Regions from separate parts of the Homo sapiens genome. Here region 2 is linked to region 1. Evidence: chromatin loops called from intact Hi-C (ENCODE). Cell type or tissue: dorsolateral prefrontal cortex. All regions are shown on one strand.

The links. Hi-C counts contacts between places; a loop is a spot of excess contacts. Peaks named below come from ENCODE experiments on the same cell type or tissue, not always from the same donor. Only the 100,000 strongest peaks of a DNase experiment are listed, where the experiment ranks them.
Region 2: a loop joins it to region 1, with 2.9 times the contacts of the local background. A loop is called at or near these places in 90 of 110 quality-filtered maps.

What each region holds. Positions count from the first base shown.
Region 1 is chr11:44,891,762-44,896,761 of GRCh38, forward strand. All of the region lies in intron 3 of TSPAN18 (tetraspanin 18), which reads left to right. Among named protein-coding and RNA genes, the nearest start is that of TP53I11, 57 kb to the right of the region's middle. RefSeq lists an enhancer at 1,413-1,984. In dorsolateral prefrontal cortex, a CTCF peak has its summit at 2,565 (motif pointing left); DNase peaks (open chromatin) are centred at 1,710 and 2,560; H3K4me3 peaks cover 718 bases; H3K27ac peaks cover 1,005 bases; H3K27me3 peaks cover 722 bases.
Region 2 is chr11:44,708,114-44,713,113 of GRCh38, forward strand. No RefSeq gene overlaps it. Among named protein-coding and RNA genes, the nearest start is that of LINC02704, 9.3 kb to the left of the region's middle. RefSeq lists enhancers at 238-1,437, 1,086-1,380 and silencers at 1,086-1,380, 4,186-4,480. In dorsolateral prefrontal cortex, no CTCF peak of the experiment used is centred here; a DNase peak (open chromatin) is centred at 2,063.

The sequences.
Region 1 (5,000 bases):
TTCAGAGGCTGCTGCTGGCTGATCCCCCAGACCTCAGGTCTAGGGGTCACTCCTTCCATTCTTTCTGGCCAGTGAGGCTCCTGCAAAGGCCAAGGATGCTCACTAAATGGGAAATGAACAAAAGCACGAACGTAGGCAGGAGTGAATGAATCAAGAGTGTTATGGTGTGAATTACCACAAGAATAGTGGTTGGTTGGAGGAAGCTTGTTCTTTGACTACTCAGGGAGGCCACTGAGTGGATGCTCTCTGAACCCCAGGGAAGCAGCCAGGCCACCTGCCCCCTTGTGCCTACAGCCCCTTCCCCAAGGCTGTGGGAGGCTGCGGGGCTGTCTGCTCTCCCCACAGCAGGCTGAGTCAACCTTCCTTCCTATCCCCTGGTGCTTATACCATCTCCCAGAACTGGGGTTTCCCTGCCACACCTGGATGTCTGCTTCTCTCCTCCTGGTACCTGCCTTTCCCCAGATCACCAGTTTGGCTGCCAGGCACCTTTCCTGCAGGGCTCTGCTGGGCTCACATGACAGGGTGTAGGTAGGCATCCTGAGCAGAGAGGGTGGCTTCACTCTGACCCGCGCCATTCCTCCCAGGCCCCTGGACTTGGTTGCTTGGCCTGCTTCAACTACACTTGGCTGTTGGAGGTGGACGCTAGTGTCCTCAGGCCAAACACTCTTCCTAATGGAGTGACCTCCGTGCTTCTGTGCTCCCCCCAATTTCAAACTGCGTGGGTTTCCCAGGTTGCCTTGCCTTCTGACAAAGTGGCAAAGTAACAGTCCCTGAAAGAGGGCAAAGAGCTTTGTCCGCAGAGGCCTTTGCAAACAGGTGGTCTCAGTACAATGTCTAGTGCCTAAGACAGGCAGAGGGACCTCCGACCTGTGTCTGGGACTGGCACCTTCTGTGGCTTAAGTCCAGCCCCGGTCTATGGGGGATGGGAGGCATGGATTGTTTGAGGGTGACCCTGGGGATTGGGGGCTCAGAGTCCTCTGGAAGACAGCCAGGGCAGAAGAGCCAGGAACCTTATTTTGTCCCAGCAGGTCCTCCAACCTACTGTGTGACTTCAGGCTAGTGAGCCGCAGTTTCCTCATCTGTAAAACATGACTGCTCACCTCGCAGGGTAGTTGAGAGGGTCTGATGACATAAAGTGTATAAAGCACTTTCAGGAGTTACCTACGTGCAGGTGTAATAAGTCCTGGGAGGCTGCCTCAATTGGTGGGAAGAGCAGCGGGCTTCATGTCAGGAGGTCCTCGTTCTAGCTGTGCTGTGTGACTCTGGGCAAGAGCCCGTCCCTCTCTGGGCCTCAGCTCCCGCAGTGTGAAATGAGGAGTTGGAGACAACCTTCACTAAGATGCTTCCTTCTTTGACGATTCTCTGATGGCCCTGTGGGTGTTCTACATGGGACAGAGGAAAGGGCTGGTGGCAGGGACAGGGTGCCCATCCTGGCTCAACTCACAGACTAGAGAGGGGTCCTTCCCAGAGCCTGCAGATGCTCTGTGCCACCTTGACATTCACAGCTCCATGAGCCGGCGGGGGCAGGGGAGGCTGTCATTTAGGATCCAATTGCATCCACAGCAGGCTGTGCTCCTGGTTAATCCTTAAGGCACCCGCCCCTCAGGAGCCTAATTAGATTTTATCCCCCGCTCAGCTGTGACCATGTCCCCATGTTGGTGCCAGCACCAGGCACGCCAGGATCTCAGGCCAATTGCTTGTTTATGAGACCGTCTGTCTTGGGATGAGGCCCAGCAGGCACAGCCAGTGAGCAAATAAGTCCTCCCCATCAGCCTTGAACCTGATGGCAAGAATCATTGTTAGTCTTCTAGGCCTCGGGCCGGCGTCCTGACCAAGGAAAAGATGTGGGTTTGCAGTCCAGCAAAACCTGGCTACAAATCCCAGCTCCATCTCTTCCCAGCTCTGGGACCTTTCTAGCCCCATGAAGCTTTAGTTTCCTCATCCCTAAAAGGGAATGATGATAATATCGTCTACTTTGTAGAGCTTTTTGGAGGATCAAGTGAGATCATTTTAAGTGAACGCCCATAATACATTGCCTTGCGTTAATATCAGGCCTTAGTAAATGCTGACCCTGTCCCAGTCCTCCCCACATGGCCTCCCTGATTCTAGGCTCTCCCGACCCCAGCCTCACCCTGGCAGTCAGGGTTTCGTTTCTGTATCTTGCCTGGCAAGCCCAGGACACTGGGTTAATGTGGCCATTAACACTTCTCTCCAAGTAGGGACTGCGGTGATTGAGTCTCACTAGACTTGAGTGAGTCCTTGAGGAAGGGCAGCCCTTGGTCCCTATGCCTTGGACCAAGCCCAGGGCTGGCGCTGTTGGTGCCGGGAGCGCAGGAAGGAGGGAACGGGGTGTGCAGCCTGTCAAGTCCTTTCACCCTCATCATCCCCTTGCATCCTCCTGGAAAGGATCCTAGAAGTTAGTTCTGAACATCCCCACCTCCCAGATGCGGAGGTGAGGCTCTGGAGGTGAGGCGTCTGGCTCAGGCTTATGGCTGGCACAGGCAGATCCCCCACTGGTGGGAACGCAGTTGCAGGGGAACACACGGTCCTCTGAGGCTCTGCCCTTGGCCACAGCGCCCTCTCCTGGCCAGGGCACGTGCAAGCCCTTTCTCGGCTCTGCACCAGCCCAAACCTTCCTCCACTGGGGGCTTCTCCATCTCTCTTGTCCGGCCGCCTCCTTTCCTTCTCTCTAGAAAGCATGCCTGGGGGCGGGGGGGAGTGAAAGTAAAAGGAGTGATTTATGAACTGAGCTGTTCTTCTTAATCAGAGAGCCCCTCCTGGGCCCCTGCTCCGTGCAGATGGGGCTGAGCCGCCATCTGGGCGACAGGAGGGGCGAGATTAATAAAGCTGTCTGGCCCGGGCAGGGGTCCGCCGAGGAAAGCCCCGAGGCACTGCGTGACCTCGGTCCCATCTCTGTGCCTTTCTGGGCCTCAGGGCTCCCATCTGTCAAGGGATGGCCGGCCTGGGCCATCCCCAAGGGCCTCCAGCTGGCTCAGGGAAGAAGTTTAGCCAACTTCCTGGGCCTCTGTGCCTCGCTGCCTGGTTCAGGGAAGAGCAGCACTGGGCTGGAGACTTTGCAGACTGGGGCACGGCGCTTCCTGTCTCTGGTGCCACACCCCACGGATAGGTGTCGTATCAGGAGCTCTGGTTTGGGGTCCAGCTGACTTGGGGCTAAATCATAGCCATGTTTTGCTAACCAGGTAAATGAACTCAGACGAGTTAGTTACCCTGCCCACGCTTCAGTTTCCTCATCTGTAAAATGGGATAATAATAATACCCACCTCCTAGGTAAGGATTAAATAAGAGGACAGGTAGGAGAAAGGTATAGTGGAGTCTGGTACATGGTAAAACCTCAATCCTAGTAGTTATTAGGCTCAGTTACCACAAAATTGTGGCAATTTGTTAGAATTTGGGTCTGTTTAGGGGAAAGATGTTTGTATCCACGCTACCCAAGCCATGTGTCCATGGTTCTCCCCTATACCCTGCTCCATTCATAACTGGTGAATGTGGGCTGGGCATCCACTTATTTCCAATATCTGATGCTGCTGATAATAATAGCTCCCATGGTACTGTGAATTCTTACAACCACCTTTGGCTTCCAAATTCATCATCACAGTTTTCCAAGGAGAACCTAGCACCTTGGAGAGGGGGGTGACTTTCCCAAGGTCTCCAGGGAGCTGGCCAAGGCAGAAACCAACCCAGCCTCTGCAGAAGCATCAGTGATGGGGTGAGCATGGCAGGTGTCACTGGGCTGTCCTCTTCCAGGACAAATGAGCCAGTCAATAGGATGGGGGCTCACAGAGGACAAAGAAAAAAAGGGAAATGAAGTTAGTTCAGGGAAGTTGGGACACCACAAGGGGTGAGCCCATTCCCAGCCAGGGTACAGCATTCAAAGGGGCTGGAGCTCCCTGGTGGGGAGGAGGCAGGCAACCGCCAGACATTCCCCAGAGTTCAGCATCTCCTCCTTGTCTCTGGGTTGGCCTATGTCATCCATGTTTCTCATATCAGCCTCAGTGTCCAGACGGAGATGAGGCAGGGAATGGTGATACAGGGGACCAGGACTGGGATGCAGCAGGAGAAGAGAAGCGGCAGGAAACCCATCACCCCGTCCTTGTTTCCCTGAGCCCTGGGGCTGGGCATGGGGTGCAGGCCCTGAACTACAAAGCTGGAAACAGCTTGAAATCTCCCGAGGATGCTTGGCCTTGTCACTGGCATCTCCAAGCCTCAATTTCATTCTGTAAAAACCACTCACCTGTGTGCCCATGGTTATTTGCACCTTGCACTCCCTGGCACTTCCCCGGCACATAGTAGCAACTCAATGTACATCTACTCAGTGGATGGTAGATGGCTGACTGGGTGGATTGAGGGAGGAAGGGAGGGATGGGTAAATGGGGAGGAATCTTTCACCCACCACCCCTTCACTGACCCCAGTGAACCTGTGGTAGCCTGCCTCGTGGGCTATTGTGAGGATTCATTGTGATCACACAGGAAGAGAAAGCACTTTCTGTAAACGCCACTTTTGACTCTGACCCCTGAGTTTGGATTCCAGCCCCATCACTTACCAACAGTGTGATGTTGGACAAGTCAATTCTCTCTCTTTTCCCATTGGACTCAGTTTCCCCATTGTACTGTGGGGATGATGGTGTGATACCTACTTCATAGGGTTGTTCTGAGCATTTCATGGGCTCACGCATGCCAGCACTGTACCCCAAGTGCACGGAGTACCTGAAGCTGGTGCACACAGATGGGGCAGGCAGTTGAAGGGCCTGTCACATAGGTATGTTTAGGCCAAATAGGGGTGCCAGCTCCCGGGGCTGTGGCCATGTCTCAGGAGGGAGGCCTCTTCTCCTGCCTTTCCATCTTCCCATCTCTACCTCTGCACTCCCCCAAGACTAGCCTTCACCATCCCCTTCCCCACAGTTCCTCTCCCCTCTGCCCAGAGTTATGCCGGTGGAGTTAGTCCTCCCCACTGTGGGTTCCCCAGCCCTGCTGTTATCTGC
Region 2 (5,000 bases), 180 kb before region 1:
CTTTGGGAATCTCTGAGTCCTTCCATTATAGGAATTTGTCCGGGTAGCAGAGCAGCTCTGTGATGTTGTGTATTGAAACCCAAGAGCCCCGCCGGCACGACTGGAATTCAGGAGAAGGGTCCCTCGGGATTCCCTGCACAGCCTGCCAGGCCCACCCACGCTCTCCTCACTGTGTCAGCCTGGCTGAACTCGGAGGGCTGGACTGTGATTAGAGGAGCTGTGGTTCCAGACGACGGTCACCCTCTTAGCTACTGTGTATCCAGCACCACTGTGTACTTCATTTCATTCACCCACTCAGTCCTCCTGAGCGGTAGGTATCCTGTCCCTGAAGAAGAAACTGAGGTTCAGAGTGGCGAGGTCAGTTTTCCACAGTAAGCGGCGGAACTGTGATCTGCACTCAGACCTGTCCAGAGGGAAAGCTTGTGCTTTGTCCACTCTCAAGCACACAGAAAAGTGTCACTTCATCCCACCCAAGCTAAACCCAATTGAGAATCAAAATCACGAATTGGTCACCAAAGACTGTGGTTAATTTAGAGACCACTACGTGTGAAGTGCTGTGCCAAGCACTGTGCTCTGATATCCCTCTTGGGGTTTCACAGTTTATCTTACCACAGTAAAGGCTCTGAGAAGTCCTGCTATAAAGAAGCCCCTTTAACGTTGAGTCACTACCAGCTTCCTGCTTGGTAGAGTTCTGTTTTCCAAGAATCCCATTCACACCCCTTGCACAGAACATGCTTTTGAAAAAGGTCAGTCTAGAGAATGGGAATGCTGGGGAGAATCCTTCCAGGACCTTCAGAACAAACCCATGCAGACGATGCGACTTCCTGCCCAGAGGGGCACAGAGATAGCTGAGAACAGAAAGGGAGGGACTCCAGACTTGAAGTTTCAAAAGGGCAGGAAGTACTCAGGTACCTGGATGATAGATCTGGGGATTGCGTGTGGGTAGATGGATAAAGAATGATCTCCACCCACACCTCCAGCCAGAAGGAATTATTCAGACTGTGGAGGGGGAGAAGGGAGAGGATGTGGCCAGGGAGAGGGGTCAGGGAGCCCAGAGGATGCAGCAGGACTGGCTGTAAGGATTCAATGCTGGAAATGGAAAGCACTGTATGAATTTTAAGCAGCAAATGAATTAAAACTGAAAATTAGATGGTTGCAAAACTGTGGGAGGGCTGGAGAAGGGCAGTCAGGGGCAGCCCCTGGACTTTGGTTTGGAAGGTCATGCCTGTTGATATGACTCAGATGTGCGGAAGCTGCTGCTGCCACTGGAATTGCCACATACCTGTGAACCTGGTGAGCAGATGCTAGGGCCGCTCCAGCTGCAGCTCGGTGGCTACCACCTCTCTTCCTCCTTCCCCACCTCATGGGGGCATGTTTACCTATAGAACCTCATTCATAGCCCAGATCCTAGCTGCAAAGGAGTCTGGGAAAGATGACTGCTTAGCTTTCCAACTTCCCTCTGACAGAATAAGATTCTTAACCTGGGAGTGAGTGTCCCAGAGGCCAGGAGAGCACTCAGGGCCCCTCCAAGAACCTGCCTCGACATTCAACAGTAGGCCAAACCCTAGGGGCTTGCTTGTATTAGTCTGTTTTCATGCTGCTGATAAAGATATACCTGAGACTGGGTAATTTATTTAAAAAATAAAAAAGAAGTTTAATGGACTCACTGTTCCATGTGCCTGGGGACCGAGTGTAGTAGGAGAGAAAATCAGAGAGGAGATGGGGGCAGCTAGCAGGTGGATCATGCAGGGCCCTTGCACCTTGCATAGACTTTGACTTTGACTCAGCATGAGACACTGCCATCGCAGAGTTTCAAGCTGAAGAATGAAGTGACGTGACCAACATTTTAACAGGCTCACTCTGAGTAGTGTATAAGAGGAGATACACCTGCAGCAGGGGAGGCAGGAGGAGGCAGTGAAAGCATGAGAGTTGAAAGTGAGGGGCTGTTGCAATAGCCCAGGGGAGAGATGAGGGTGTTTTGGAGGAAGATGGTGGCAGAGGAGGTGGCGAGAAATGGCTGGATTCCAGGCGCATTTTGCAAGTGCAGCTAACAGGATTTCCTGACAGATCAAATGTAGGGGGTGAGAGAAAGATGAGTCAGGGATGGCGCCAGGGCTTTTGGCCAGAGCACTGGAAGGATGGAGTTGCAATCAACTGGAAAGATGAGGCCATGGATCTTCCTGCTTCTTGCAGGTTCTGGGGGGAGGTGGGGAAGATGAAGAGTTTAGTCCTGAACTTGTAAAATTTACAAGTTCGAACTTATGTTCATCTTCAAAACAGCTGCCAGAGTGTTATTTCTCTGAAAGAAAAACAAAGGAAGGAACAAACAAATCTCTAGTTGGCTAAGTCATGAAGTTCTAACTCTTCAGCTTGGGTGGATGAGTCTTTAATGAAACCTGCCCAGACGCATCTTCCCAGCTCTTCGCTCTCTGCCCATCCGTGTCCCCCTGTGCTCCCAGCCATCACTGAGCATCTCTTGTAGACCATTCATCCATTCATTCCCTCCCTCCCTCAGCATTTGTTTAGCATCTACTCTGCCAGACACGGAATTAGGCATCAGGGCTACAACCCTCTTGGAGCTCACATTTCCCATCACCCTGTCCCCAACCCTAGTGCCTTTGCACAAATTGTGTCATTTGCTTTGAATACCAGCCAGCTCTTTCTCCTCTCCCTGTTTACCCTCTGAGGCTCAACTGTTACCCTGTCCTCTGGGGGATATTTTTGATGCCTCAGACACAAGGAGGTCAATATTTCCAGCACCCTCTGCTCCTATCATCTGTGGGGGCTTCTCAAAGGCAGAGACTTGTCTTTATTCAGCCCTCTATCCCCCAATATTTGCTTGATTGCTTGAATGAATGAGTGTTAGTAAGGATTCAGCAGCTTGGATCTTGGTCTGAGCCACACTTGGCTAACGATGTCCTTTTGGTCATGGCCTCAGCAGGGATGAGCTGGCCACGATTCTAACCTTTCTAGAAAACAAATACTGGCAAATACTGGCAATATCCTTTTGAGAACTAGGTGGACCCTTAGAGCCTTATGGTGGGTTCTCCAGGGTAGAGAGGAGGAGGGAGGCTCCTGATCCCAGTTAGTCTAAGCCACCAGGACCAGACATCCACTATGGCCTCTGAGAGCCAGGGTAACCATGGAAACCAGGCACTGGGGGTGGGAGGAGCAACGAGTGGAATGAAGCCAGGCCCACAGAGAGGCCAGCAGGCCAGGCTGGGCTTTGGGACCACTCCATGTGTATATGTATCGGGTGGGGGATGGGAGAGGTGGGGAGTGAGTGTCCCAGAGGCCAGGAGAGCACCAGCTGCAGGAAAGGGGGATCTGTAAGGCATAGACTCAGAGCTCGGAGCTCACGAAGTGTCCTTGTGTTTCCCACAGCACAGGGGCCCTGGGCTCCAGCCCCCTTCTCTGAGAATCAGGAAAGAAAAACAAGTGAGAGGTATAGAGAAAGGGGCTGATAGTGATAAAAGACAGCAGAGGCCCAGGAGCTGAGCAGGGAGGGCAGGGGAGGGAGAGGGAGAGAGAACGAGAGAGAGAGAGAGGCTGTTTGATGGAGAAACCACAGAGATGGGGAGGGAGAGAGAGAGAACGTGATACCTACATAGAAAAAGAGAACTGGCAGAAGACAGAAGGAAAAACAGCAACACAGAGACTGAGAGACACACAAGGATGAGTGGAGAGACAGAGGGAAAGGGAAGAGCTCACAGGGGAGGATGAAGTAGAAATGGGGCAGAGGTGGAGGGAGAAACAGCAACAAAGAGCAAGGGGAGGGGTCGGAGAAAAACGGGGCATAGAAACAGAATCAACAAGTGGGGACACAGAGAGGGCGTCAGCCAGAGAGAGGCCAGAGTGAGTGTGAGCAAACGTGAGAGGAAGAAAACAAGTCAGAAACAGACAATCAGGAGAAGAAGAGGGAGGCAATTGAGGCCGAAAGATGATCAGATTGGCAGACGGCACGGGCTGAGCTACAGAGACCGGCTCCCAGCCCTACTCCAGGCAAGCCTTGGGCCCTCTGCCATGTAAAAGACCCAGAGAAAATCCCAGTCTGCCCTAGAAAGTCACCAGAACTCGGCCCCTTGTCTCCCCAGGAGAGTAGCCAGGTGGGGTGTCCTGTCCCAAGCCGAGGCCCAGATGCGGTGGCCCTGGCTATTCGGTGGGGACCCTGAGGAGTAGTGGCTGCAGCAGCAGTGGCAGGTTGGCTGCTGGAAGTGTTTATCAGTGGTGGCTGCCCTCCCAGGGCCCTCCATATGGTCTCGCATATGCTTAGCAACTTGCCTCTGAACTATAAGCTGTATTTACACCCGGGCAGGTGACGGCCTATTGTTGGGAAAGGAAGCTGGCAATGTTTTCCATTTCAAGGTGGTGTTGCCATCTAGGCAGGCTGGGATTCCCAGGCAACCTGCAGCTCCTGCTTAGTGAAAAAATAAGAGCTACTGCTTTGCCGCCAAGAGATAAATTCCTCCCAAAAGGTGATGCCAGGAAGTAGAATTTCTCTCTCAAAGAACTTAACATTTTTTTTTTCCTGAAGACAAATGAGAGCTATAGATCCCATTATCTCCTTTTTTCCCTTGGCTGCCAGGAAGCTCAGACAAAAATGCAGTGGGGGTCTGTAGAGGAATGGGGGTCAGAGCTTCCACTCAATGTTTCAAAGTTTCATGTCTAGATTGCTGGGTAAACCAATAAGAACCATTTAAAAAAATTTATTCATTCATTCATTTCATTGACAGACAACCACAGAAAGTCTGCTGGGAGTCAGGATTTAACCCAGGCACCTTTCTTATCTGCTAGGAGTGATCTCCAAACACAGATCCCAGAACACAGGACTCTCCCTAGCCCATAGTAAACATTTTTAAAATGTTTCCTCTTTGAATGAACAAATGAATTCACGACCCTGCTTGAAACCCCACTCTCCAGAACTCCTTATAAAGGCCAAACTCTTCAGTTTGGCATTTTGTGAGCTTCCCTATCTACTTATCTGGCTTTGCCGCTTACCC